2 separate regions of the Homo sapiens genome follow, and region 1 is linked to region 2. Evidence: read pairs that join two places in POLR2A ChIA-PET (ENCODE). Cell type or tissue: GM12878. All regions are shown on one strand. Each heading gives the region's core, and the rest is flanking DNA. Links, peaks and the distances in the headings are about the cores only.

What was found. ChIA-PET counts read pairs that join two places held together with the same protein. Peaks named below come from ENCODE experiments on the same cell type or tissue, not always from the same donor. Only the 100,000 strongest peaks of a DNase experiment are listed, where the experiment ranks them.
Region 1: POLR2A ChIA-PET joins it to region 2 with 7 read pairs; 3 of 35 experiments call an interaction of 5 or more read pairs at or near these places.

The regions. Positions count from the first base shown.
Region 1 is chr15:58,503,155-58,519,620 of GRCh38, forward strand. All of the region lies in intron 1 of LIPC (lipase C, hepatic type), which reads left to right. Among named protein-coding and RNA genes, the nearest start is that of LIPC-AS1, 13 kb to the left of the region's middle. In GM12878, for the core only: no CTCF peak of the experiment used is centred there; no DNase peak of the experiment used is centred there.
Region 2 is chr15:58,772,417-58,785,785 of GRCh38, forward strand. The region is part of intron 1 of MINDY2 (MINDY lysine 48 deubiquitinase 2); the gene reads left to right. Among named protein-coding and RNA genes, the nearest start is that of MINDY2, 7.8 kb to the left of the region's middle. In GM12878, for the core only: no CTCF peak of the experiment used is centred there; a DNase peak (open chromatin) is centred at 4,855; H3K4me3 peaks cover 1,373 bases; H3K27ac peaks cover 406 bases.

The sequences.
Region 1 (16,466 bases), core at 4,755-9,754, 270 kb before region 2:
TGCTAATCCCATGTCAAAAAGGGGGAAACTGAGGTGCAGAAAAGTTAACTTTCCCAGAGTCACACAGCCTCTTAAGTGGTAGAACCAAGATTTTATTTGTCTTCCTGGTGTAAGAGAACTTGGTGGGTTCCTTAAACCCTGTTCAGGATCTGTCACTGGATTTGCCTGTTGTGCATTCAGAGGCTGGAGAAGGAGTGGAGGGGGCAGAGTCCAAGGTAGGACACTAAGAGTCAGGGAGAGGTGATTTGTGAAAGGCTTTAGGGGCAGCGCCAGCCTCTGGATAACAGGGACCCTGGTGGTACCAAGGAATCATTGGCAGGACTCTGGGAGATGAGGACTTGGTCTGCATGGGGCAGCACCTCGCATCTGATACTGGCGCATATCAGCACCCTACTGGACACATTCAAACAGGCAGCACCCTGTGAGTGTCTCAGCACCAGCACATCAACCTTCCAATTCACCAACTCACTCCAGGGAATGTGAAGGGCAGGGTTCCACTGGGCCGCACCACCCAGCCCGGGGTGGCCCCAAAGGCAGAGGGGATGTGAGTGCTGTCTCTGTGAGCCTAAGTAGGCCCTGCACCTGCCAGAGACAGGGCACAGAGCAAGTGTCTGAGGGCAAGTCACCTGGACACAGCAGTGGCAGAAACCAAGGAGTAGGCATGCCAGGCAGGTCTCCAGCAGCCTCTGAGTTTCCAGGCACAGGGCCCACACCAGGGTGGACTTTTTATATGTACATACACACCCACACACCCACACCCCCACCCAAACACACACACTGCACCAGTCCCGTTTCCTCAGATGGACATTTTTCAGAAGAAAGCCAATGACACTAGCAAGTCCATGACCCATTTCAAGATATGACAGGACATCATTTTCCAAGTGGAGAAAACAAAAATTCTCAGAAAGCCCTGTATACCACAGAAATCCATACACCAGTTTCAAGTCTCATCCAACAGACCAGCCAGAGTGCAGGGCCACAGGGCACCCTGGCTGGAGTGAACAAGCTCCCTCCAAACCCCCTCAAGATTCTAGGCCCACCAGCATAAAAGTCCTCTTGATGGTGGGGTCATTCCAACCCCATCTGGGGTTGTAACCTCTCAGAGCAGAGGAAAATAAACAGGCTGTTGTCAGGCAGCCCAGGGCAGAAGTGATGACACCTGCTCATTCTGAATTTATCTTTATTATACATTATGGCCACCTGTGGACCATTCAGAAAAGATGCTTTTTGAGTCTCAAGCAAGTGACTCTTTAAGCCGAATCACAAAGAAATTCCCATTTTGGCCAGTTCTGTTTCTGGACGTCAACACCCCCCTCTCTGTATGAATAAGGGGTCTTCCAGATGGCCAGGAACAGCACTCAACAGGCCAAAACAAAGCAGAGGGTGGCTTGAGAACTACACTGCTACATTCAGCCTGAGGCCCAGCATCGACCTGGCCTTCTCCCACTTCCAACAACTCATTTTGTAGCTTTTTGGTTAAGAACAAATTTGGATTTCTTCTTTTTCTCCTCCCAGTAATCTCAAATGTATCAGAAGAAAGGAAATTTCTACCATTATTGTCAGAAACAAGACAAGTAAAAGGCCATCCTCAAATACTAGTGTTCTCTTCACCAGACAGCAGCACACGTGGAGAGTAGCAGATCTCTAAGCACGACCCAGTGTGTAACTCCAAATGGCCCCATTATCCTATCTCGAGGAGAGCTGCGCATGCTGTACCCTGTTTTACATGGCCTGCCATGCTTCTGGTAGCAAAGCAGTAATCTCCTGGTTATGTAGCACTGGGGATGCCAATAACAGCCAGATAAAGAATAGAACTCATGAGGCCAGTTATTTTCAGTCAAACCAAGCTACAAAAACCACAGTCATGCAGAAGCTGGAGGAACCACCAAGGCAAAGAGAATGGAAATTCCCTTATGCTAGACAGCACAGGTCCCCAGTTTTCTGGGGCATCTGAAACTTGATGTGACAGCACTGGGAGAGGCCAACAGTCCACGAATAGGCCAGGACCTAAGGGGAAAGGCTACCACTCTACAGCCGGCCATCAGGGTGCTGGGCTACAGCAGGGCTGGCAGGAGCAGACGGAGGCCACATGCCAACTCCAGCCTCTGCTACATATGGTCCCAGCCCCCCTACTCACCAGCCATGCGGCCTCAGGCAAGTGGGATAATCCCCGTGTCTCAGTTTCCTCATCTTTAAAAAGTGGGATAATAAAAGATTCATGTACTTTATAGGGTTGTTGTGAGGATCAAATGATTTAATATACAAAAAAATGTTGACAACAGGGCTCAACACAAAGTGTGCTCAACAGCTGCTGTTGGTATTGGTGGTGGTGGTGAATGGTCTGCCAGCTTGGTAGGGATGTCTATGAAGTGGGACAAACATTTCATGAGTATGAAGATAGACTGTTCAGATGATACTCATCTAATGCCATTGGCAGCTCCTCTCTTTATTGTACCAAGATCTGTTTCCTTCACGTTTCACCCAACGTCAACCAGCCCTTCCCTTCTTTGGACTAAGTCTCCCTTCAACACATCCTCAAATGACACAGTTTCCAGTCCCCTCACTCTTAGTCACCCTCCTTGGAACAAGCTCAAGTTGCTAAACAACTATCTCTAAAGCCAGTTCCCACCCGAGCCAACATTCCAAGGCCAAAAACCATCACCTCTATCATGAGTTGAGTATCCTGCTTTCATTAGGGGACTGCACTGACGTGGCTGCAGGTTGCTGGTCAGCCCTAGGGAGCCAGTACCATACAGCCAGTACCCGCGAGCTCCCTCCTCACAAGAGGCGGCTGTTGCCTCCTTGTGCCAGAGCTCCTGGGCTTTGGATAGAGGAATTCCACTGCTTGGGTCTCATCCTTACTCACCAACTTGGAGGAACTTCCATAGAGTGGATGGCAGCCGCCCCTCCCCACTCTGTCTCTGTGGTGTGTGCCCCACCTAGGCTGTGTTTGGGTGCCTGTAGTACCTCTTCCTGTTCTTGTCTCAAACACACACCTGTGGGGCTCCTTTCCCAGTACCGTGCTTCACAACGGGGCTCTCCTTAGCCCAGGAGGGGAGAGGCTGTGCAGAAAGGAGACTTCTATGACACCCTTGGGGCAAGGGTGTTGTTTTGCTCCTTCCATAGATCTCTGAAGCCACAGCTATGCAGGAGAACAGAAATAGAAGCCAGCCACACCCAGTCTTCTTTGGCATGGGCACATTGAACGGGCTCAGTTCTCCTGCCACGACTGAAAGGGCACCCTCCCACAGAAGGCACATGACCACTGTTCCAAGACAGTCCAGATCAGGAGAGAGGCCTTTGACCAGGGCAAAGCAGGTGCTGATGAGAAGGCACAGCAAAGGTGGCCCAAACCACTCTGCCTATTCCCTATCCCTCCCCTGTTAACTCCACTCACAATTCCAAACCCAGAGCCCTAGCTTCTGAGATATCCAGGTAGGCGACAAGATTTTCTTTCTCTACATGATACAGACTGCTGAGAGGCTCCCCTAACAAAGCACCAGTATTCTCCCTGAAGACACAGGCTCAAATTATGCTCTATTCAAAGCTGGCTGTGTTCCCAACTCCTAAGCCCTGCTGGCTCCCTCTGCCCCCCACCCTGACGTGGGGGAAGATGCTACAGGTGTGGGGGTGTGTTAGTCCATTCTCACACTGCTAATAAAGACATATTTGAGAAATACCCGAGACTAGGAAATTTATAGAGGAAACAAGCTTAACTGACTCACAGTTCAGCATGGCTTGGGAGGCCTCAGGAAACTTACAATCATTGCAGAGGAGGAAGCAAACACATCCTTCCGCAAATGGTGGCAACAAGGAGAAATGCCCAGCGAAGGGGTAGGGGAAGCTCCTTATAAAACCATCAGATCTCGTGAGAACTCACTGTCACAAGAACAAGCTGGGGGAAACCACTCCCATGATTCAATGATCTTCACCTGGTCCCTCCCAGGACATGTGGGGATTATGGGAACTACAATTCAATATGAGATTTAGGTGGGGACACAGGCAAATCATAGGAGTGGGGAAACCAGGAGAACAGGGAAATAAAATTGGTTTTCACAATAGCTAAACTTTCCCTATCCTCTTGAGAGTATTTCTAAGCAAAAGAGAAATATACTTTTCTTTTTGCTTTCTCTAAAAAAAGAAGGAAAGAAGGAAGGAAGAAAAAAATGGAGGGAGAGGAGGAGGGAAGGAAGGAAGGAAGGAAGCAAAGAAGAAAGGAAGGTCAAACTGACTTGATTTAGCTCATTATTAAACATGCAAATAAGAAAATTCCTGTTCTTGGAATGTGATCAGTCATCTGCATAAGGTCTTGCGACATATCTACGATTGAATTATTTCTTTGAATCAAGGATTCCCCCGGCCACACACAAATCAGTACTTGCCTTACTTTGGAAAACGAAAAGAGCTCACTAAAGTGGTCCCTCTTATAATAAGGTGAGAGTGGCCTCTAGGACAAATTTCAGCTTGTACAATTCTGGAATACAGAAAGGGTAGCTGGCTAGCGACCTTTTTCCATACTCCACCAGGCACTGTGTAGAGGCTAAGGGAAAGCTTCCCCTTTGCCCTCTGAAAGCTCACTGAAAACTCACAGAAGACAGATTAGTAGAAGAAAAGGCATACGAATTTATTTTAACATGTCTAGCACTGGAGGATCCATAGAGAACAATTACCCATTAACCCTTCTTCATAGGGGAAGGGGAGATGGGGGAAATGTGGCAATTTGAGGGATGGTAAATGATTTTTAGGGGGAGACGAGTGGACTTGGGGAACTTACAATGGCCATGGACGAAGTCTGTTGGGACTTCAGAGCAGACAAGGGCTGGTAAATGATTCTCTTTGAAATACTGAATGAGCACCAAAACAGAAGACGATGGTTTGTGACAAAATACTGTCCAGGTGTGTTGACAGACTTCAGTCTTTCTTCCTGTGATATGGGTTCAGTTGATGAAAACTCAGGGAGGAGACTAGAGGTAATTGCTTTCTTCCTTGGTATTTCCAGACTTTAGGCAGATAAGGGATGAAGAGAACAACTTCATCCAGAGCTTTGGGAGAGATGAAGAATTGAGAGATGGGGTAGGGCCAAGGGTGGGGGGTAGGGAGTGAAGATCAGAGAGACCCTGAGGCTCTTCTTATTTCAGCATGTCAAAGCACCATATTTTGGGGTAACAGTTGCTGAGCCCCAACAACTGCCACCCCATAGTCAAATTAAGCCGATCATCCCCAAAGCAATATTAGTCCAGTCCAGTTCCTCTCATGACAAATGACCTGAACACAGGATTCAGCGAGTCTTACTCGCTGTGGTCATTTTGGAGGTAGGGAGATCATTAACCCACATACTTTGATAAAATACGAAACGCCTTTCCTAGCTGGTTCTTTTCCTCTCCTATAGGCCGACCCCCCTCCATCCCTTTATTAGTATTGAACTGAACAAATTAGTTAATATGGGAACATTTGGATGTATCAACTTTGCTCTGAAACAAAAATGTATTCATCCCCAAACTCTATGCTGGGGGCTGAGGGAGAGTCCTTACGACTGACATAGTCCCCAACAAGGTTCTCATTAGTCCCAGTTTTTTTTTGGACACCTTTTCCTCCGCATTCACATCCTTCTGCCCTCTCCAGCACTGTGCAGGAAGAACCAACCAACCTGACCTTGGTGAAAGGGCTGTGGGTTTTTCAACCCTTCATTCCTGCTACTTTTTTTTTTTAATTTTTTAGTATTCTTCTGTGCATCCTTTCTTCTCTCCTAGGCTTCTCACCCAGCCTCTCTGTTGAGTACTACTTGTAGGCAGAGCTCCCTCATTCACAACATCCCAATGTATTTGTCCTGTATCAAAGCAAACCTTATACAGTAGCTCTTTTAAGAACTGCTAAAGGAATGAAGGAACAAAACTGAGCCAAATAAAGCAAAATGAAGAGGATATGTATGCAGGCAATTGTGGGAACATATCACCAGAATCCTCTCTTGTTATTGTACCCAAATCCACACATTCTCCTCAGTGTTGTCTGGGAAATACATCAATCCACTGTGAATGGTTTAGATAGAATAGAATCCATCAATGTCACCAGCTTGATTCCTCCTCAGATGATGAGCCACTTTCTCCACTCCACCTCCAGGGCTGGCCCCAGTCTTCCTAAATGTTCATTAACTCCTATTAGGTATTCCGAAACTCTCAGGTTTTCTGAGTCAGCATAGAATGGTTGGAAAAGCAATTGCTGTAGAATCAAGAAGACTGAAATTGGAATACTGGAGCAACTACCTACTAGCCACAGGCAGGTTACTCTCTCTGAGTCTCAGGTTCCCCATTTGCAAAATGAAGCAAAGCTATCTACTCCAAGGATTGCTGTGAAGATTAAAAGACCACGTGCTAACCTAATAGGTGTTCAGTAAATAAATATAATTTTCTATTTTTCCCTGCAAAATTCATTTCCCAAACACAATCTTTATTCTTTTTTTTAACATATAATAGCCATACTATGGCTTACCAACTCCCCAGTAAGCCAGGACTCTCTGTATACGCAGTGTTTTGCCACATCATTTACATGGATGAAATTGTTTCCTATACTCCCAAATTTACCCTGCTTGGTGACCAAGAATCACTTCTGTCCCTATTACTAGTGATATCATGTCTGCATTTAGAAACAGACAAGTGTTATACAAAATTACATAATATGATAGGAATGCTGTCAATGGATATCTATTATTATATTTACCAGTCAAAATTTTAGTTGTTATAACTGGTATCACCAATTAAAAAATTTTATAAGAAAGGGGTTTTTGTACCATTGGATCTATTGAATCATTAAAAAAAAAAAGAGTTTAGAAAAAGAAGAAGCTATTTATATACTATTTCATTCCATAAGACTTTATCCAGTTCCACTGTTAATAAAATGTACATGCGCAGAATTGTATTGTTTTCTCCATTACTAAACATGTATTTGCTGAGTACCTTCTGAATGCCAACATGGTGCTAGGTACTGGGCATAGGGTGGAAGACACAATAGACAAGGACACAGCTCCCTGGTATGGGAAACAGATACTTTATGTCTTCAGTTGTAAGGTCCACTGTTGTTCCTATTTAATATCTTTGAATGTGGAATATATCTTACAATGCTGTGGGCTAGGGCATGGTTGTGACATTGATAAAAAGGGCTCTTAACTGCCATCGCTTCAGTTGACTTGCTTGCCTTTTTGAGTGGCAGTGCATGGCTTGAGCTTAATTTCCATTCAGAAGGTTTTTGAAAAGACTAACTCATTATTTGCACATAAAAAGGCACAGAGACAGAGGTGAGGCATAAATTTGATATTCATCATTAGAGTAACCATCATCCTATGTTTTCTTACAAAGTAACAAAAAGTGTTTTATGAAATGTAATCACAATATATGAAGCTGTGCTTTACTGGTGCACATGCAAGAGGATTGCCCATCAGGCTCTAAGCAAAGCAACTAAGAGTAGGAGAAACTGCCAAACCCTAAAGTAGGGGAAAGAAATCTCCAAACAACAAGAGGCACTGTGACCAATTCACATAAGACTATCACTAAGACATCAGGTTTTAACTTGTAACTTGCTTTTTTCCTTGTTAGTGGTATGTTAAACAATGGTATATCATGCTATTTGTGTATACTGGATTCAATGAAATACTATAATAAACAAGTAAGCAAAACATAAGATCATAACACGTCCTGAAAGGACCTCTCAGCAAGAGTGACACATTGCCAAGTAATGCACATTGTTCCACATGGAGTTGGTGAGGATAACAGCACTTCCTTCCAGAAATACTTTAGTATACAAAGTGCTGTCACGTGATGACGTCTCATTTCAGCATCTCAACAACCGCACCTGGAAGGCCTTATTATTTTGTATATTTACGGATGAAGAGACTGGATCTCAAATAGCTTAAGAGACTTCCCTAACATAACTCAGCTAATGCCTGGAAGACCCAAAACTAGAATCCAGGGCTCCTGACTCTACATCCTATGTTTTTCTTCTCGGCTACATGAAATGGTACAAAATACGAATTAAATGATTATCCATGGTCTTGTGTAATTCTGGCATGTTTCCAGCTAAGACTTCTCAGCTGTTCATTCAACTCAAAGGCATCCTTCAGTCCTCTTCCCCATTCTTCTCTGTCTCGGGGATCTGCCTGGGGAGGGAGTGTGGTGAAAGCAGAGTAACTGAATCCTCACTAACCCCAAGGCCCTAACGCAAGGAGATGCAGGCAATAAATCATTCCATTGCATTTACCATTGCATTGCATTTACCATTGCATTGCATTTACCCATACGTGGGGCTCTCCAGGGATGGCATCAGATGCTGCAGGAACATGAATGATAAATACCACATCCCAAGGGTTAGGGCCCAGGCAAGTTCTCAGGGGAGAGCTATACATATGACTGGTAAAACCCACTATGTCCAGAAGACAAGGGCACCCTGCTGGTTTGCATGAGCAAAGCTAAATTGGCGCTGACAACTGGCAATAGGTATTGAGAGTCTTTTTAAAAGTTGATGTCACTTAATCTAGTAATCCCATTTCCAGGAATTCATTCAAAGAGAATTAATCTGGGATATAGAGAAAGGTCTATGAATAAGATTGCATCACAGTGTGGTTTACATTTGGAAAAAACTGTGGTTGTAACTTAAGTTACAACAGTAGAGGGTTGTTCAAATATTATAATTCTGGTACAACCACACGTTAGGATTCTCTCTTGCCAATTATTGATGTCGTGGGGGAGTGTTCAAGACAAAACATTGAGTTATAAAATCAGGATTCTAAATTATATATATACACACACATACACACAATTAAACTCAAACATACACATGGAGACACACACAGCATTTTAAAACCTAGAAGGAAATCACAACCATAATACAATAGTTATCTCTGATTATGGGAATACAGGTAATTTTGGTGATTTTCTCTATGTTTTCTTTTTTTTCTTTTTCTTTTTTTTTTTTGAGACGGAGTCTCAATCTGTTGCCCCAGGCTGGAGTGCAATGGCATGATCTCAGCTCACTGCAACCTCCTTCTCCCAGGTTCAAGCGATTCTCCTGCCTCAGCCTCCCCAGTAGCTGAGACTACAGGCATGAGCCACCAAGCCTGACTAATTTTTGTATTTTTAGTAGAGATGGGGTTTTACCATGTTTGCCAGGCTGGTCTCGAACTCCTGACGTCAGGTCATCCACCTGCCTCGGCCTACCAAAGTGTTGTTGGGATTACAGGCATGAGCCACTGCACCTGGCTGTTTTTCTCTAAGTTTTCTACAATGTTTTATTTTGCTTTTTAAGACAGAAAGTCCACGCAAATCAGTCAGGAATAGATGTGAAAAATGGGGATGGGGCCTTTGAACCAGGAGCAATATGAGAAGGTGAGAAGGATGGCCTGGGCCGGCTGGGTCTGCGAGACTACCTGGAAAAGCCACGGGAATCACAGCCCACAGGGTGACATCTCCAGATCCAGCAGTCTTTTAGGAAGGCAGATGGAGTCTCAGACCTGTCCCACCCATCTTAAAGTGGCCTGGTCACAGGGTCAGAGCTTCAGCAGACAGAGGCGCCCTGGGATAAGTTGCCAAATATGGGTTGAGCAACAGTGGCACTGGAACGAGGTAGGAGGCGGGGAAAGGGGATGGAAGGTAAAATCCTGCCCCTGTCCTCAAGGTACTTACAGTCAATGTGAGGAAGGCTGACAGCCATAAAATGATGACCTATGACAACGAGGGTCGTTCCACACACATCCTCCAGACCCCGGCACAAGACCTCCGCCTTTCATCTCCATTATATTGGGCAAAACACAAAGCATCAACGAAAAAAAAAAAAAAGTAAAAGTACATAGAAAAGGAGACACAGAGGAATACAGAAAAGCAAAAACCTCCTTCAAACTGGTGGATGTTTCATCCCAAAGGACGCTCGACCTTTCTCAGGCATCCTGCCACTGAAGAAGTCAATTACTCACGGCCCACAGTCCCTAGGTTCCGCTCAGCACAGTCTGGAATCAAGGGTTCATTTAATGGAAGCTTAACAGATTCAGATTTCTCTAATATTCCACATCCCCTTCTGCCAAGAAGCTGCTTTGAAAGATGACACTCCCTTGATGTGAATTTGCAGCCTGCCCCATTAACAAGGCTTCAGTCAGAAAACATTTTTAAATCAACCCTGTTCCAGACACTTGCTCCCAAGGACAAACTAGAAGAAACTCTGCACCAGCTCAAACCTTCCAAGCACTTTGATGATCAGAAATGAAGGGAAATATTAGAACAAATCTTATTAATCCAAATATTCTCAACAATCTTCAAAGCAAACCGTTGCTCTGGGCTGCAGAAAGCAGAGCTCATGCAGAGCCGGCCCTTTCTGTCCTAACTCCTGTTAGCCAAGCCAGCCCCCTAAAAACAGACCTCAGAACAGCAGAGGGAAATATTCAGAATCAAAGGTGATGGGAGGAAAAAGGAAGAGGAAACAGGTAAATGAAAGAAGGAGGATGAGGATTGGAAAGCTGACTACTTAAACTTTTAGCACGTCCCTCAAATAAAAGGATAAGGTGTTGTATGCCACACTGCCTCAAAGCAACTCCCTCAGTTCACAGTTGTGCAGCTGAGAATTCTGGAGAAACCCCACGGCAGCTGGCATCTATGTCCTGGCTCCACTCACAAGGGGCTGAGAACCCCAGGACTCCTCACCATGCACATTTCTCTTGGGTGTGGTGGGAGGAGCATTTCCGTTTCCAAACCTCGGGGCCATTTGCTCTTAGATACACAAACATCTCCCCAGCCTTTGCCAAGTTCACCCAGCCAGAAGGCCATAATGCAGAATTAGTAGCATTTCAATCATTTCCGTGACGAGCTGGTGACAGGCTGGAATATGATGAGTGAAGCAATCAGATGTTGTTACAGGAAAGAGGCATGAGAAGAGAATGACAACAGAGTGGTACAGTAATAAGCATCATCGTAAAAGCCCCCACTGGCATCAAGTTTATCATCGCCAGCATAACTAAAGGAGCCAGAACACCTGTTTGTAATGGGGATTCCAGCTCCTCCACTTTCTAGCTGTGTGGCTGAGCACGCTTCTCGCCCTTTCTAAGTCTTGGCTGAGCATCTGTGGAAGGTGGATAGCAATCGCTACTTCATAAGATTGTTTAGTGATTAAAGTCAAACAATGTCTATAAGGCATTTGCAAAGCATTAGCAGTACCAGTAGTACCAGTAGTAGTAGAAGTAGTAGTAGTATTTGGTATTATAAGGAGTATTTTATATTATTTCAAATAGGATTATGCACTATTTCATTATACCCTTATCTCATATAGAAGACATTTTTAATGCTATTTGATTGAAAGTAGACCAGAGACTCAGAAAGGTTAAACCTCTTTCCTAGTAAGTATAAAAAGTTAATGCAGGCCAGGTGCAGTGGCTCACGTCTGGAATCCCAACACTTTGGGAGGCCAAGGCGGGAGGATCACCTGAGGTCAGGAGTTTGAGACCAGCCTGGCAAACATGGCAAAACCCCATCTCCAGTAAAAATACAAAAATTAGCCAGGCATGGTGGTGCACACCTGTAATCCCAGCTACTTCGGAGGCTGAGGCAGGAGAACAGCCTGAACCCAGGAGGCAGAGGTTGTGGTGAGCCAAGATGGTGCCACAGCACTCCAGCCTGGACGACAGAGTGACACTCCATCTCAAAAAAAGTTAATGCAGAAATAAGGCTGCATATCGGTTTCCTATTGCTTCTGTTAACAAATTACTACAAATTTAATTAGTTAAATTGACACTATCTTACAGTTCTGGAGTCAAAAGTCCTAAAATTAAGGTGTCAACAGAACTGTGTTTCTTCTGGAGACTCTGAGGACAGAATCCGTTTCCTCACCTTTTTCAGCTTCTAGAGGCCACCTACGTTCCTTGGCTTGTGGCTCCTTCCTATATCTTTAAAGCCAGCAGCATAGCATCTTCCAGTTTCTCTCTCTGATTCTAAGCCTCTTGCCTCTTTCTTATAAGAACCCTTGTGATTACATTGGGCCCATTCAAAGAAACAAGGATAATCTCCCCCTCTCAAGATCCTTACCTTAATCACATCTGCAAAGTCCCTTTTCCATATAAGGTAACATATTCTAGGTTCTGGGGATTCAGATGTGGACAAATTTGGAGGTGGTCATTATTCAGCCTACCATAAACTGGATCCTGTTCTGCAGAACATAGCTATTTGGAGCAAGAATGGGAGTTTTGTTTGCTTTGCTTTAAACTCTTTCATTTCTTTACTCAGCAAATACCATAGAGCAGCTACTATGTGCAGGGCACATTCATAACTCATAACCTCCTCCTCTCTGGATATAACCACATCAGAATCGAGCTTCATTAGTGTGATATAAAAGAGGTCTTTGCATATACACACACATATATATATATATATATATCTCAAAATATCACCAAAACCCATACTTTAAAAAACAAAAAGGGCCTTTGGAGATCATCAGCCAATCCCCTTATTCTATAAAGGGGCAGAGGAGTAATACAACTATCCCAGTGTCAAATAGGGAGTTTGTGAGACATAATGAGGGCCTGAATTAGATCTGGAGGAAAAAAAGTAAATGGAGGTATTTTTGAGAAAAATCAGTGAGCTGAACGGCAATAGGGTAGGAGAAATGTAGGGGTCAAGGGTGCCTAAAGTTCATGGCTTGGGGATGTCACTCACAGAGCTGGGGACAGATAGAGGAAAGACACTTTTGAGGGAAAATATGTATTCAGTGTGTTCTAGAACTCGGATCTCTTCTTAGTGTCACTGTGAAATTTTCCATTACTTCATCTCACTTCCTGTTCTCTCATAAGCGCGAACACGGGGCTGTAATCATCGTCTGACCACCACATGTTAGTGCACTGTGTTTCTTGCTGACACCTGGCTAGGCTTTGAGGATGAGTTTCCATCCCAACATCTACCAACATACAAGGAGCCCAAGGCAATGGGATTTTCTGCGCATCTTTGCTTGAACCTTAAAGGTGCTGCCCCATTGTCTTCTGGTAGGCCTCGTTTCTGGGAAGACGTCTATTGAATTCTTATCTTTGTCACTGAGTATGCAGTTTGACTTTTTACCTCTAGCTTCTTTTTTTTTTTTTTTTTTTTTTTTTGGTCACTGGTTTTCAGCAATTTGATTATTCTGTGGCTTGGTGTAGTTTCCCTCATATTTTTTGTGTTTTGAGATCATTGATCATCTTGGATCTATGTATTTAGTGCTTTCATCAAACGTAGATATTTTTCCACCATTATTATTTCTTTAAGCATTTCTTCTGTCCCCTTTCTTGTCTCCTTTGGAATTTTCAATTACATATATATGAGGCCTCTTAAAATTGCCCGACAGCTCCCTGATGTTCTGTTAATTTATTTTCAGCCTTTATTCTCTGTGTTTCAAATGGATGGTTTCTGTTGCTGTGAATTCAAGTCCACTAATCTTTTCTTCTGCAATGTGTAATCTGTTATTCATCCCACCTAATGTATTTCATATCTCAGACATTGATTTTTGAATCTCTAGAAGTTCAGTTTAGACTTCTTATATCTCCCATATTTCTTCTTAGCATGCTTACATTTTCTTCTACCATCTTGAATAAATGAAATATAGTTATAAGAACTGTTTTAATGTTCTTGTGGACTAATTTTACCATCTATAACAATTCTAGGTTGGTTTTGATTGATTGATTTTTCTCTTCATTATGGGTTGTATTTTCCTGCTTCTTTGCATGCCTGGTAATTTTTGACTAGATACCGGACATTGTGAATTTTACCTAATTGGTGCTGGGTATTCCTACATTATTTTAAATGTTCTTCAGCTTTGTCCTGGGGTGCAGTTAAATTACTTGGAAATAGTTTGACCCTTTTGAGACTTGCTTTAAAACTTTGTTAGATGGGACCAGAACAGCCTTTAGTCTAGGGCAAATTTGCCCCTTGAATCCAAACACTGTTTATGTTGTTAATGATGACAAAATATCCATGTCCCACACTATTCCTTACTAAGTCTCCCTTCAACAATTGTGTTTGAGTAGAACTGTTAACTGCCTCACCTCACTCTCCTGTGTATTCACAAGGCAAAGATCCCCAAGGTTTTGACCAATACCCAATGTTGTTTTGGTGCCAGCTTGCACAGCACCAGGGCTCTTGCCTCTCAGAGAGAATTGTGCCCCCTCTCTCCACTATGTGGCACAGCACATTGAGCTCAACAACGTTCTATCAGACTGATGTTGCCATAACACTGCATATCTTCACCCAGGAGGGGCGACAGCCCTAAGTCTCTTATGTGGCAAAATAAAATCCAACTTTCAGTGCTAAAAAGGCCCTGCTTTTCTGGAGCGAACCCCTTCAGAGGTCTCACAAGCATTTAAAAGAGAATTTCTAGACCACAAGTTTCAGTGTGGAGAGCTGCAGGCTTAGAGAATTGCAGGGATGTTTGAAGCCCTGCCCACAGTTCCAGGAAACACCCTTTGTATATGAGCTCCTTTCCCACACAAATGTGAGAAGGAGGCTATGACCCTGGAAATTGAACACAGGGCAACAGAAACCCTGCCGAAACTATTCTTGCATTGACATTAGACACAAAAACACCCATATAAGCTTGATTTGCTGTCACAGTCAAATAAAACAATAACATGTAAGCATTTCAAAGAGATTCCACTGACATTCTCACTTGTGATTCTGACAACAAGCGTGTAAGTAAGAAAGGCAGGCGTCACAGCTCCTAAGTGACAGACGAGGAAATCAGCCTTGCGGAGGTTAAATGATCTCAACAAGGTCAGACAGCTAGTTGGTGCAAAGTGGGGCCCTGAACCCAGATCTTCTGACTCTTGGTCAAGAGCTCTATTCATTCCGCTGTGTCTGCTCTCTTACTATATCAGAAAAGGGAACAGCCACCAACTTCCTGTGTTGACCCTAGACCAGGACTTCTTGATCACAGCACACTTAACATTTGGGGCTGGATAATTCTTTGTTGTGAGAGGCTGTCCTGTGCATTGAAGGGTGTTGAGCAGTATCCCTGGCCTCTACCCACTAATGCCAGTAGAACTCCCCTTGCCCCCTGTTTTGACAACCAAAACTATCTCCAGGTGTTGCCATGTTTCCAAATGCCCCAAGGTGGGGGAAGGTAACAGCAGAGCAAACTTACCCCTCAGTTGAAAACCACTGCCCTAAATGATGCCTGAGAATGCTGTCCACGTGTTTGAGAAAGCAGTGGTGATTAAGTTAGTTCTGTGAAAGGAGAAACAAAATCAAAAGAGGAACTTGTGCTGATACCAGTGAGTCTGGGACCACGAAACTTGGCCGTGAGAGACAGAATTGTGCAGCACCAGGGAGTTATCTAAAAAGTTCTCTTCTGGGCCACCCTCTGAACTTAACCTTCTGTGTTCTCGCTCCACTCCTTCAGGCTCAGTCAGCTCTGCAAAACCCAATCCACTTTCCAAGGAAACATTTCTGGAAGGCAACACGGAATTAGTTAATGTGATGAGAGGCAGAACAGAGCAGTTAAGATGCAGGCTCTGCACATACCACAACGTGGATGAATCTCACTTAATGTTGGGTGAGAAGAGCCAGGCCCAAAAGAGCATCTATTGTGTGAATCTACTAACTCGAAGTTCAAGAGCAGGCAAAACTAATCTCCGGTGATGGAAGTCTGAACAGTTACATCTGCTGGTGGTGTTGCCTGGAGACACGTTTCAGAGAATAGAAATGTTCTCTGCCTTGATGGTGGTGGTGGTTACGGTGGTTGTAAACATAATAGACACTCACAACACTCACAGAGCTATACACTTACGATTCGTCACCTAAAAAAAAAAAGAAAGAAAAAGAAAAGAAAAGAATGTTGACTCTAGAACCAAATTGTCTAAGTTTCATCCCTGACGATGACTCTGGTTACCTTAGAGCATTTTGTGAAAAGTTAATAAACTACACAGGGTATACAGGAAGTGCACAATAAGTATTTGCATCATTATAATTAACAGAACTACACTTCAGCCAAGCGCAGTGGCTCACGCCTGTAATCCCAGAACTTCAGGAGGCCGAGGCAGGCAGATCACGAGGTCAGGAGATCGAGACCATCCTGGCTAATATGGTGAAACCCTTTCTCTACTAAAAATACAAAAAAAAATTAGCCGAGCGTGGTGGCAGGTGCCTGTAGTCCCAGCTACTCGGGAGGCCAAAGCAGGAGAATGGCGTGAACCCGGGAGGCGGAGCTTGCAGTGAGCCGAGATTGTGCCACTGCACTCCAGCCTGGGTGACACAGAGAGACTCTGTCTCAAAAAAAAAAAAAAGAAAAAAAAGAACTACACTTCTAGCCAGTCAGGCAAAGCCAAGGATTAAGAGAGTTACTCTGAATTTCTCTGCTGCCCCCTCTGCCTCACCTCCCATGCATTGAACACAGAGTGTATATGTAAGTCCTCCCACCCCAACCATCAAGACAGGCACATCTGCCATTTTTCTCTGTCTTCTTCAGTTCCTTCCAGGTTC
Region 2 (13,369 bases), core at 2,325-7,324:
AATTGCCCCTAACCTCAGTCTTCTCTTGTAGTGTTTAAGAGTTCAACATTCAATTGTGGTTGATACACTTAGAAACAAGAAGGACTTAGAGCATCTTAAATCTTATGATTATTTTAAACTATAATTTCCTACATTTTCTTACTGACCTTATCACATATGCAAAAAAGTGAAGAATTGGAGAAAGTAATCTTCAGAAGTTACCATCAATCCGTGATATCATGGACTAAGTTTTCATGGTTATATTTAGTTTGATTTCCAACTAATGCCCCATTTGTGTGTAGATACTTAAGAGAATGGTGATGGGGAAGATGTGGCTCTTTAGACAAATTCCATTTAAGGAAAAGCATTGGTCTGAGACCCAATTACCGTAACTTCTTGGTTTTCAAAGATTGTTTTCATTTTATGCATGATTTTTACTTGCCTCATTTCTTTGGCTCTCCTTAAATGGTTTGGCATTATTACCAGTAACCATGCATCCGAATGTGTTAAGGGAGCTAAAACTCTAAAGAACTAAAATAAGAAAAGGTATGTCTAAGGTGAAGGAGCAAAAAAGGGAAAGACCCTTAAAAATAGGTATGTTGAGGACTCAGAGCGAGTTACCTGTCAAATGAAGTGTCTCATTTAAGCTTGCAGTGTTAGGGTGCTGAGAAGATGCATCTCACAGCACCTATTTTATTTTCAAATTGATAATTATATCTGTAGATGCAATGTTTCCTAGGAAAAAAAAACAAAACAAACTGGGTGTGGTGGTGTGCGCCTGTAATCCCAGCTACTCCGTAAGCTCAGCTACTCTGGAGGCTGACACAAGACAATCGCTTGAGCCCAGAAGTTTGAGACCAGCCTGGGCAATACAGTGAGACCCTATATTAAAAGAAAAAGAAAAATAACCTGGATTCTTCTAAACACTTAGGTAGAAAATCAAGTAAAGGGAATAGTGTTTATCAAACATGCCTTTATCTTCCTGTCGCTAGCAAGGACTGATAGAAAAGAAATAAAATTAGAAACCTTGCCATTGTCTGGTGCATAATGGCACTGAGATGTTTTAAGTGAAGACAGTACCTGCCCTTAAAAGGCTGTCAAGCTGTTTGAGGTGGCATCATTAACTTACTGGAAACTGTTTAAGAACAAGAAATAGTAAGTTATATGAGACAAGTGGTAGGTAAACTGTGGTAAATCTGTGGAAATGCATTTGATATTCAAAAAGGGGACATTTTCCTTTGGTATGGCGTAGTCCTAGAAAACTTCATGGGATTTATGGGTCTTGAACCAATCTTTTTTTTTTTCGTTTGTTTGTTTGTTTTAAAGACAAATTAGAGCAATTTAACAGATCTTTTAAGGAAGAGAATTTAGAATAACAGGGAAATGGAATTCCCAGGGGAGAGAAGAGTATAAACCAAAGGAATGAAAATAGAATGGATATTGTGTGTTTATATGTTTATTACATGACAGAAGTGGTAAGCTAATGTTGGAGAATAATGAAAAATAAGGTTGAAAAGGTGAACAAGAGCCATTTGATAAGGGCCCTCAACTAGGGAGTTAGTTAGACTTGCTCTAACGGGCCAGAGTCCCTAATCTTTTTTGTAGGAAGGAATAACTATTATTTTCCTTTAGTCTTTTTTCTTATGTAGTACTGCAGAAATTCAGAGGAAAGGGCAAGTACTGTGGTGTGGAGTATTTGGGGATAGATGCATATTAAACTGACTCATTCAATTCAGACAGATTCAAGTGAATGATCAAGTGTTTGGGTTCCCACTGTGCGTGAGGTACTAGAAATGCAAAGATGAGGCCGGGCGCGGTGGCTCACGCCTGTATTCCCAGCATTTCGGGAGGCCGAGGCGGGTGGATCACCTGAGGTCAGGAGTTCGAGACCACCCTGGCCAACATGGTGAAACCCCGTCTCTACTAAACATACAAAAAATTAGACGGGCATGGTGGTGGGCACCTGTAATCCCAGCTACTTGGGAGGTTGAGGCAGGAGAATCTCTTGAACCCAGGAGGTGGAGGTTGCGGTTAGCCGAGATCACGCCACTGCACTCCAGCCTGGGCAACAAGAGTGAAACCCCGTCCCAAAAAAAGAAAAAAAAAAAAAAAAAAGGAAATGCAAAGATGAGTATGATGCAAATCTGCCCTCGTGTAGCTGACTATCTAGTGGGATGACAGACATATAAACAATAATTACAGTGCAATGTGAGAAGCTCTAATATGCTATGGAAGTGCAGAGAAAACGGTAATTGGGGAGGGGATTATCAAGGGAAGACTTCATAGAAGAGATAACCTGTGAACTAGATCCAAAGGATGAGTGAGAGAAGACCTTCTGGGCAAAGAGAATAGTGTATTGAAAGATACTGAAGCAGAAAAGGGTTTCTTCTACTTGGAACCTTCAACCTTGGTTGAAGTGTGCAGCATAGGAGGTAAACGAAATGGTGGTAATAGCAGGACATAAAATTGATGGGTTTTATCAGACTGTGAATGAGCAAGCATGCTAATGAATTTGGAGATTATTTTGTAAATCTGTGGTTATCAGTGTTTTTTTTCTCCAGCCTGTTGATGCCCACAAAAACCAGTCATAAGTAATCATTGATGAAGAGATGGATAAGCGAAGCAAAGTAGAGCAGTATTCTCAAAGTGAGCCAGGGGTACTAGAAGTCAAAGCTATTTTTATGATAATACTAAGATGTTATTTGCCTTTTTCACTCTTACTCTCTTACAAGTGTCCGTGGAGTTTTTCAGGCTACATGATGTAATGACATCGCTCTGTCAGTTAATGCAATGTGTGCCTCTGTACTTTGTGTTTTAAATTTTTCTCAATTTTAATTTATAATAAGGTAGATATAGATAGATATCCACATAGATGAAAGTTATTGGGGGTCCTCAATCATTTTTAAGACTGTAAAGGGCTCTGGGAACAAAAAGTTTGAGAAATGCTTTAGTAGAGAAAAACAGTAAATGGGGTGTGAAGGTGGTTGTCAGATTTCAGAGGACCCATGGCTATAGGTGTTTAGACTTTATATATAGCTGATATTGGAGCTATTATAAATTGCTAGATAAAGAAATGACATGAAGAAAGTGGTCTTTTACTTTGATATTAGGCTAGAAGTAAGATTGTAGTGAGTGTAGCACGAAGAATTGATGCAGATAGCGCTTTGGTTAGAGAGTTCTTTGTCCCCCTCTTTGATGAGGATAATGTAGCGTTCCCAATGATGACTTCTCCCAATGATGACTATAAGAAGTGAAGACAGTAACAGCATTTTTCAAACCTGGGTAATAGAGATTGGCTGGATCTTTCCAAAGATAGGGAAGGTATGAAGGGAATTATTTTAGATGGGAAAGTTGATGCCAAAGTTTGGTTGTGTTGAGTTGGAAATGTCCAGTGGGGGGCATAAAAATATAAATGTTCGTTATGCTGTTAGAAGCATGGACTGGGTCTCAGTAAAGAGGCTAAATTTTTTTTTTTTTTTTTTTGAGACAGAGTCTCACTCTGTCTTGCCCAGGCTAGAGTGCAGTGGCAGGATCTTGGCTCACTGCAGCCTCTGCCTCCCGGGTTCAAGTGATTCTCCTGTCTCAGCCTCTCGAGTAGCTGGAATACAGATGTGTGCCACCACACCAGCTAATTTTGTATTTTTAGTACAGACAGGGTTTCACCATGTTAGCCTGGCTGGTCTCGAACTCCTGACCTCAGGTGATCCACCTGCAAGAGGCTATAAAATTATAGAGAAAAATCAAATTGGGAAATTACTACATAGAGTAAATATGGTAGTACTACATAGAGTAAATATGAGACTAAATGAATTCTCCAGAGAGTAGTGAGCAATAGTTCTCAACTTTTCTTCCATCCCAATATATGTGAGAGTGACAAATTGCCAGCAGAAACATCCTCTCCATCCTGCCTCAGTCTCCCCATTCCCTCTCCTCCCCTACCTCATTCTCCAGGAGACAGAGAGAAAACAGAGGAATAAAGATTACACTGGGGAAGGAGGGGAAGAATATTAAGGGTGAGAGAGTGAAAAACCAGCATGGGCACAATTTGAGATGTGGAATGAGAACTAGAAATAGGGCAATGTCATGATAGTATTCAGGGAAAGAGAATGTAATAAAAATGTAGTACATTACTATTGTCAAATGCAGCAGCATCAGAGAGCTAATAGAGTAGGGAAGATTCTGCTGAAAATGACAGGTGTAGGGACAAGGTCACTGAAAAGTCAGGATAACATGGAATCCTCAGTTCTCTTTAGAGGAAAGGAACAACAACCGTATTTTCTGAAGTAGTGGGAGGAATGGAACAAGAAAAATACAGAGACAAGGTCACGTTAAGATAGAGAGGTAGGCCGTGTGTGGTGGCTCATGCCTGTCGTCCCAGCATTGTGGGAGGCTAACACAGGAGGATCGCTTGAGCCCAGGAGTTTGAGACCAGCTGGGGCAATATAGTGAGACCCCCATCTCTGTAAAAAAAAATTATAATAAGGAAAAAAGAGAGGTAGATGAAAATTGAAGCCTCATATTTTTCAGTTTGGCAAAGTAACCATTGAACTAATAAGTAGTAACTATTGAACTCATTAATAATTAAGATTGTAAAGCATTTGACCCGGTGAATTTTGTGAGAAAAGCATATTGCATTTTAAAGGAGAATCTCAGTGGAGATTATGCTTAGGAATTTGAGGCACAAACAGAAAGACTGACAATTAGTAGCATGAATAAATTGAGGTTTTCTTTAAAAACTATTAGCATATCAGTTTTGCTTTGTTTTTGGTCTTTCCCTAGTTCGCTTATGTCCGGAAATAGGAGCAGGAAGAATGACTGGTTAGAGTTATCAAGACTTGGGCTTTTCTTTCAAGAACTGACACCTGGGGTATAGGGGCAGAGAATTAGAGAATTGAAAGTGAAAACAGCTGATCATCTGAAATTATTAGAAAATCAATAGACTGAACAAACCGGGAGGATTTGAGCAAAGGAGTAAGTGTAGTGGTTCTGGATGAGAAGTGACAGTAAAAATGATCAAACAGAGTAAGGACTGAGTTGAAAGTATTGGTTCAGAACTGCTAGAGAGTAGGCGATCATTCATAATCTATTAAGTAGTTGGCTAGGCAGTGTGGCTAACGCCTGGAATCCTAGCACTTTGGGAGGCCGAGGCCAGAGGATCAGTTGAGCCCAGGAGTTTGAGACCAGCCTGGTCAACATAATGAGACCCCATCTCTATAAAAGAAAAAAAAACTTTTTTTTAATTATAAAAAAAGAAAATCTGTTGAATAGTTGAGCTGTGATGCTCTAACATCAAGAAAGACATCTATTTATTACATTTAATTCGAGCTCAAATTTGTAATTTTGTTTACCTCTCATTTTCAAGAGATAGTTTCATCTACCTCTGTATTTTTCCTTTTTGTTGTTTTTTTATGGAGACGGGGTCTCACTATAGTGCCCCAGCTAGTCTCAAACTCCTGGGCTCAAATTACAAATTATACCAGGTAAATTTATCAAAATGTATGACTTAGAATACATTTTTGTTTTGCTTCTTTTTGACTATATTTGATTTTTAATAGTTTTTAAAAATCTTATTTTAGCTGTAATAAGTGCTATTTATAGGTTTATTTGAGGGCTGTGACCCATGTAATTAGGTGTTTATGAAGTTAAGCCAGAAGGTATATAACATATATATTTTAGTGCTTACAAAGATATTTCTTTAGTAATAGAGGGAATCCCTACTTGGTTATACTTTTTTTTTATTTTAGAAAGAATGTTATAGGTTCTGAGGCCAACATACATACAAAAAACTTACATGTAACCTATACTATACATTGTGATAGAGAAGATAGAGTATTGCAATATCTAGTCATTGTATAGCATTTTAGTAGAAAAATGAATGCACTAATTTAAGATGCTGGAAACACATCTCCTTTCCTTCTTAACTCTTTTTGGTAGGGAATTCTTTTCCCAATTTTTTTCTTTGCTTAGTATAAGCTGAGATTATCTCCTGTTCCAAGTCATGGGAGGAATGCCAGGGTCCTGAAGCAGGATTTTTTTTATATAAAGTTGGTTTCTCCAAACATCAAACCTAGAAACTGTAAAATAAGGATTAATATATTTGATTCTGTAAAATAAAAAAAAGCTTAAAAAAACAGACACACACCAAAAAAAAAAACCTCACCATAAACTAAATCAAAACACACTAAAAACTAAGGGAACTGTTTGCCAGATTATATGTCTAAGGGCTAATTTCCTTTTTTTCTTTTTTTTGAGATAGACTATCATTCTGTCACCCAGGCTGGAGTGTGGTGGTGCAATCATGGCTCCGAATAGCCTCGACCTCCCGAGCTCAAGCAATCCTCCCACCTCAGCCTCCTGAGTAGCTGGGACCACAGGTGTGTGCTACCATGCCCACCTAATTTTTTTTCTTTTTTTCTTTTTTTTTTTTTTTTTTTTGAGACGGAATCTCATTTAGTCGCCCAGGCTGGAGTGCAGTGGCACGATCTTGGCTCACTGCAACCTCTGCCTCCTGGGTTCATGCAGTTTCCGGCTAATTTTTGTATTTTTAGTAGAGATAGGGTTTCAGCATGTTGGCCAGGCTGTTCTTGAACTCCTGACCTCAAGTGACCTGCCCGCCTCAGCCTTCCAAACTATTAAGATTACAGGCGTGAGCCACTGTGCCCAACCATTTTTTTTTTTTTCTCTTTAGAGATGTGTCTCACCATGTTGTCCAGTCTGGCCTTGAACTCCTGGCCTCAAGTAATCCTGCCTCAGCCTCCCAGAGTGCTGGGATTACAGGCGTGAGTCACCATGGCCAACCCTAATTTCTTAATTTACAAAGAGCCCTTATAAATTAGAAAAGGGTGAACAGCACAATGGCAAAATGAACAAAAGGCTGTTAACAGAAAATTCAAAGTTCGAATGGACGTATGCTATTGTCTCATCACCTGCAAAGTGAGGCACCATGAAGGTGAGCCTCTTGCCAGGGCTGAGTTTTTGCTCTATTTCTCCCTACCTCCTTGATGACTTTTTTCCCTCAGATTCTTTCACATACTCTCCTAGTTTCCATCTAGGTTATGCTTTTTCCTCTGACTTGCAGAAACATTGTAATCACACAAATTTTCTCTTCCTGAAGTAGCACAGAGCTCTTTTGAGGTTTTCCAAGTGTGTTTATTACTTATAAAAAAGGAAAAACAGATGGTGAGCCAAAGGTTCCATCTTAGCCTCTGCCCACCTTGTTTTTAAATATAGATCCTGTAAAAAGAGATTAAAACTTCACACAATTGTGGGGTTTTGTTTACACAAAAGACTTAAGTAACATTTTCTGAGGCTTTCATTCCCAGTCTCCTCCAAGAATTAGAATTGGTGTTGTAACTCTGGATTTGTAAGATAAGGTAGACAAGGGCTGAGGAGAGTATAAATACCGCCAGTAGGAGTTGCCCTCTAATAGTGATAGATGTGTTCATTTTTTCTTCTCCCCTTGGTATGAGTAGTCTTTTAGTTAAAAACCTTCTCACTCCCCATTCAACCTTGTCTGTTGAGTCCCAGGTGAAGGACATTTGGGCCCAGGTGGTACTAGCAATCATAGGGGCTTTGAATAATAATAGTAAGTACTCAGTTATTTTTGTGTCCAGATACTGTGCATTATTTTACATGCATTGTATGTGTTTTCTCTTTTAAGTTTCTCAACCACATCATGAAATCCTTATGTAGACTATTGTTCTTATTTTATATATATAGAAAATTGAGGCCAGGTGTGGTTGGCTCACACTGTAATCCCAGCACTTTGTGAGGCCGAGGCAGGCGGATCACTTGATGTCAGGAGTTTGAGACCAGCCTGACCAACGTGGAGAAACCCCTTCTCTACTAAAAATACAAAATTAGCCGGGTGTGGTGGCACATGCCTGTAATCCCAGCTACTCGGGAGGCTGAGGCAGGAGAATCACTTTAACCTGGGAGGGAGGTTGCGGTGAGCCGAGATAGCGCCATTGCACTCCAGCCTGGGCAACAAGAGCGAAACTCCATCTCAAAAAAAAAAAAGAAAGAAAATTGAAGTGCATAAAGTTTAAATAACTAGTCCAAGGTAAGATTATCACCCACTCTAGAACCAGAGCTCTCACTCAGGATGTTTGATTGGGAAGATAAAGTTCAAGATAGCAATAAGTCTGGTGGACAGTAGGTCTGGGGCAAAACAGGGTGGGACAGCCAATGATAAAGTCAGAGAAGCAGAAATGGACTTCATGATTCCTTAGATCGATTCCTGGGATCTTGGTACCAGTTGGTCTTTATACAGACTCCGGTTTTTAGCTCTCTGTACTTTATCTTATGTCTCCTGAAGTGTCTGACACTTCTAGTTTCAGAGTCTCTTTGGGGCACTAAGGTGAATCAGCTGGCCTTTCCCATTGTAGTTTATTAAATATATTCTTGGATTTTTTCAGTCATTAGTAACTTCTGTTTCTACTGCTACTACCCTAGTTCAGGCCTTTATCTCTCACCTGGACTACCTTAGTAGCCTTCAAAATGGTCTCTTGTCTTACCCTATTCTCATCTTTCAAGCAATTAATGTAAAAGTTTTATTATCAATTTTTGAGGGGGGAGATATTTCAGCCTAGTAAGCTTGCTGAGCTTCTTAAATATAAATAGTGAATTCTGAATGGAAGATGCCTTCTTTTACTAGTTAATTTTTTTTTTCCAGACAGTGTTTCATTCTTGTTGCCCAGGCTGGAGTGCAATGGTGTGGTCTTGGCTCACTGCAACCTCCACCTCCTGGGTTCAAGCTATTCTCCTGCCTCAGCATCCCAAGTACCTGAGATTACAGACACCTGCCCCCATGCCCAGCTAATTGTTTTGTATTTTTAGTAGAGACAGGGTTTTACCATGTTGGCCAGGCTGGTCTTGAACTCCTGACCTCAGGCGATCAGCCCACCTTGGCCTCCCAAAGTGCTGGGATTACAGGCATGAGCCACCGCACCCAGCCTACTAGTAAATCTTTTATTAGTAAATCTCACTGCAACAACATTCTTTATTGCTCTAAAACACTTTGAAGTGCATATAAAATAAGACATTCTTGCAAATTTAATATGTGTGAATATATCTGCAGTTTCTGACAGTTTTAAATAGGCCTTGGTCTTACTCTGAGGATAGGGTCTAAATTATGATAAAAACTGATGAAAGTGTTTCAGAATTTCAAAGCCTTTTTAACTTGTGGGTTGTCTCCTAAAATTTTCCTGTTTTGAAATACTGATGGTGGCGAAGCGCAGTGGCTCATGCCTGTAATCCCAGCACTTTGGGAGGCCAAGGCGGGTGGATCACAGTGTCAGGAGTTCAAGACCAGCCTGGCCAAGATGGTGAAACGCTGTCTCTACTAAAAATGCAAAAATTAGCCGTGTGTGGTGGCGGGCGCCTGTAATCCCAGCTACTCGGGAGGCTGAGGCAGAGAATTGCTTGAACCCAGGAGACGGAGTTTGCAGTGAGCCAAGATCGTGCCACTGCACTCCAGCCTGGGTGACAGAGCGAGACTCCATCTCAAAAAAGAAAAAAAAAAGAAAGAAATACTGATGGCAAGTAGAAAGCCAATTAGATTCACTGAAAAGTCTGAATTTGAGTATTTTTAAGTATAGTATTACTAGTAGTAAATGAATAGTACATACAAGAAATTAAAATGTAAAACATGTGTAATAGCTTATAATACATAAATTTTTATTTGCTGGAGCCAGAATTAAAGGCATGTTAAAAGAATCCTTAAGTTTTTGAGTCCTTATTTTGAAAAAAGCGGGTAAAGCTTCTCTTTGATTCCCATTAATACTTCTAATATTTTCTAAAGAATAATTTCTTTACAATTTCTACTAAAAAATCATGAATACTATATATTCATGCTGAATATATAAATGCTACATATATACACACATGTGTATATACACTGCATATTTCAAATTAGTGAAATTTTGACTATTATTTAGTGCGTCCATTTTGCCTTACATAAGTAATGCAAAAATAGACTGCAAAATAAAAATCTTATCTTCTGTGTTCCAAATTCAACTCCCTGTTTGAATGTCAAACTAAAAATGTCACAGTTCCAAAGCAGACATCATTTTCTTCTACAAACTTAATCTTCACTTGCCAAATTTCCATTGTTATCAATTGTATGGATCTTAATTTTCAGAGTTTCCTGAGCCTTAGAGTCAACTTTTATTATTCTTTCCTCATCGTGCTTCACTTTTCACTGGTCACAAAGTTCTGTCAATTATGTTTTGTATAAGATTTCATTGAGTGGAAAGTGTTCTGCTGTTCTTAAAAAAGTCTGTGAGTATTGATAATTGGCTTTGGTAATTGGTAATTTGGTAATTGGCTTTGGTGTCTGATCTCACTTCTCATCACAGTACTTCTACTTACTTTGGCTAAATTAACTTTTTAAAGCCTTAGTTTATTCTTTGAATGGAGGTAATAATGCCTGCTTCATAGGATTGCTGAGGATTCAGGTAACATAAAATTGAATGACAATTAGTAGATGTTCAATATATTTAATTTTTTCTCTCTGTTTTTTTTTTTTTTTTTTTTTTTTTTGAGACAGAGTCTTGCTCTGTCACCCAGGCTGGAGTGCAGTGGCGTGATCTTTACTCACTGCAGCCTTTGTCTTCTGGGCCCAAGTGATTGTCCTCCCTCAGCCTCCTGAGTAGCTGGGATTACAGACACCTGCCACCGCGCCTGGCTAATTGTTTGTATTTTTAGTAGAGACGGGATTTCACCATGTTAGCCAGGCTGGTCTTGAACTCCTAACCTCAGGTGATCCGCCCACCTCGGCCTCCCAAAGTGCTGGGATTACAGGAGTGACCGACTCTGCCCGGCCCCTGACTTCTTTTTTCTAAAGAGCAGAGACTGGCAAATACTCAATTTTATATTTTCTCAAATATCTTCCAACTTTGAAGAGGTGTTGGAACTCAAACTGTGTGTTGTTGAGTACTTATTATATTGGTATTCTAATTGTTAAGCATTTAAAAACATTATTTGGCTAGTAGTAATTTTTGTACTTGTCATCACCTACATAAACTGCTTCTTATTTCTTAGTTATTGCTGAGTCCCCTGCATTTATCTTTTCCTTTGGATTATCAAAATCATAGGTGTCAAAACCTTGGCATATCACTCTTAGGATGTTTTACATTCCTGTTTAAGATTTCACTTACAGTTTAAACAGAAGGTTTTGTTGTTAGTATTTTTGGTCTTGCTTGAGTCTATTCCCAAATTTACTTTACTCTTTAGATGATTAAGAATTACAGAATGGTCCGGGCATGGTGGCTTACACCCGTAATCCCAGCACTTCAGGAGGCTGAGGCAGGCAGATTTAAGCAGAAGTCTGGGCTCCTGCTTGAGTCCAGGAGTTTGTTCAACATGTCAAAACCCCATCTGTACAAAAAATACAAAAAATTAGCCAAGCATGGTGGCGCACACCTGTGGTCCCAGCTATGTGGGAGGTGGAGGTGGGAGCATCACCTGAGCCCGGGGAGGTTGAGGGTACAATGAGCCATGATTTTGCCACTGCACTCCAGCCTGGACGATAGAATAATTGGGCTAAATTTTTGAGGTTTTACCTTATAATGGAATATTTGGAGTCGGAGTAGCTATTTTCTTTTATTAATTTAAATATTCTTGTGCTTATATTAATAATTTTCCAGGGCCGAGTGCAGTGGCTCACACCTGTAATACCAGCAATTTGCGAGGCTGAGGTAGGAGGATTGCTTGAGGCCAGGAGTTCAAGACCAGCTTGGGCAACATGGTGAAACCCCACCTCTATAAAAAATACAAAAATTAGCCAGGTGTGGTGGTGCGTGCCTGTAGTTCCAGCTACTTGGGAGGCTCAGGTGGGAGGACTGCTTGAGCTGGGGAGGTCAAGGCTGCAGTGTGCCATGATCCTGCCACTGCGATCCAGCCTGGAGGACAGTGAGAACATGATGTCTTAAAAATAATAATAATAATTTCCTCAGGAAATCTAGTTAATTCAGTAATATTTATAGGGTAGGACATTTTCCTAGATAATAAAAATTTATTTGGCCTCTATTAATTGGGAGCTATTTGTTAATATATGTTGAGATACTTTGTTCAAATTTTACGGAGAATATTTAAACTACTTAAAGTGCCTTCCAAGTGCCTTTGTATATGTTAAAGTACTTATTTATTTTATGTTGTAGATAATTACTAAAATAGGTCATAGTTGATTTGTCATTTTTTTCTTTCTTTTCTTTCTTTCTTTCCTTTTTTTTTTTTTTTTTGAGATCGGATCTCTCTCTGTTGCCCAGGCTGGAGTGCAGTGGCATGATAGCGGCTCACTTCAGCTTCAAATTCCTGGGTTCAAGTGGTGCTCCCACCTCAGCCTCCCAAATAGCTGGAACTACAGGCACGTGCCACCACACCTGGCTAAGTTTTGTTGTTTGTTTTGGGACTTTTTCTGTAGGGACATGGTCTCCCTGTATTGCTTAGGCTGGTCTCAAACTCCTGGGCTCAAGTGATCCTTTCACTTCAGCCTCCCAAAGTGCTGGGACTGTAGACGTGAGCCACCGTACCCAGCCTGTTATTTTTTTCATTGTAAAGCTTAAAATTTAGAAAATCAGACAGACTGCCACAACTGTTAATTCTGTATTCTTAGCCAACTATCTCATAACCTGTTTCTCCTTTGAAAAAATCTAAAAAGACAAAGGAGTACAAGCCTTATTAGGTCATTAAGAAAACCCTTGGCACTTGCTTTTGAAGTGATGGTGGTGAAGGAAAGCAAAAAAAAAAAAAAAAAAAAAAAGAAAAGCAAGCTTTTGGGAAGATCTTAGATGGTTAAAAAAATAATTAAGATCTGTGGATGGCTCCACAGTATTAGTGTGAAGTAGGCACTTTTTAGTTTTAATAAACATCCAAAGTACTTTACTGGCTATGATTCAGGAAATGAATATACTACTGACTTTGCTTGTAAGTAAGTGAGTCGAAATATTTGTGTATTTGCTTCTAAAAAAAAAATCATCTAATGCAGAGATCAGCAAACTTTTTCTGTAAAGGATCAGATAGTAAATACTAATATTTTAGGCTTTGCATGCCATACTGTCTCTGCTGCACAAATTCATCTCTGCATTGTAGTGCAAAAGCAGCCAGAGATGGTACATTAACAGATGAGAGGGACTGTGTTCCAAAAAAACGTTTATTTAGAAAAACAGACAGTCGACAGTAATTTGCCGGAGTTTCAGTTTAAAAATATGCCATATATGGGAACTCTCTGTACTTTCTGCCCAGTTTTTCTGTAAATCCTAAAACTGCTTTAAAAAAATAATCTATCGAATTTTTTTTTAAACAGAGTCTCACTCTGTCACCCAGGCTGGAGCGTAGTGGCACGATCTCTGCTCACTGAAGCCTCCGCCTCCCGGGTTCAAGCAATTCT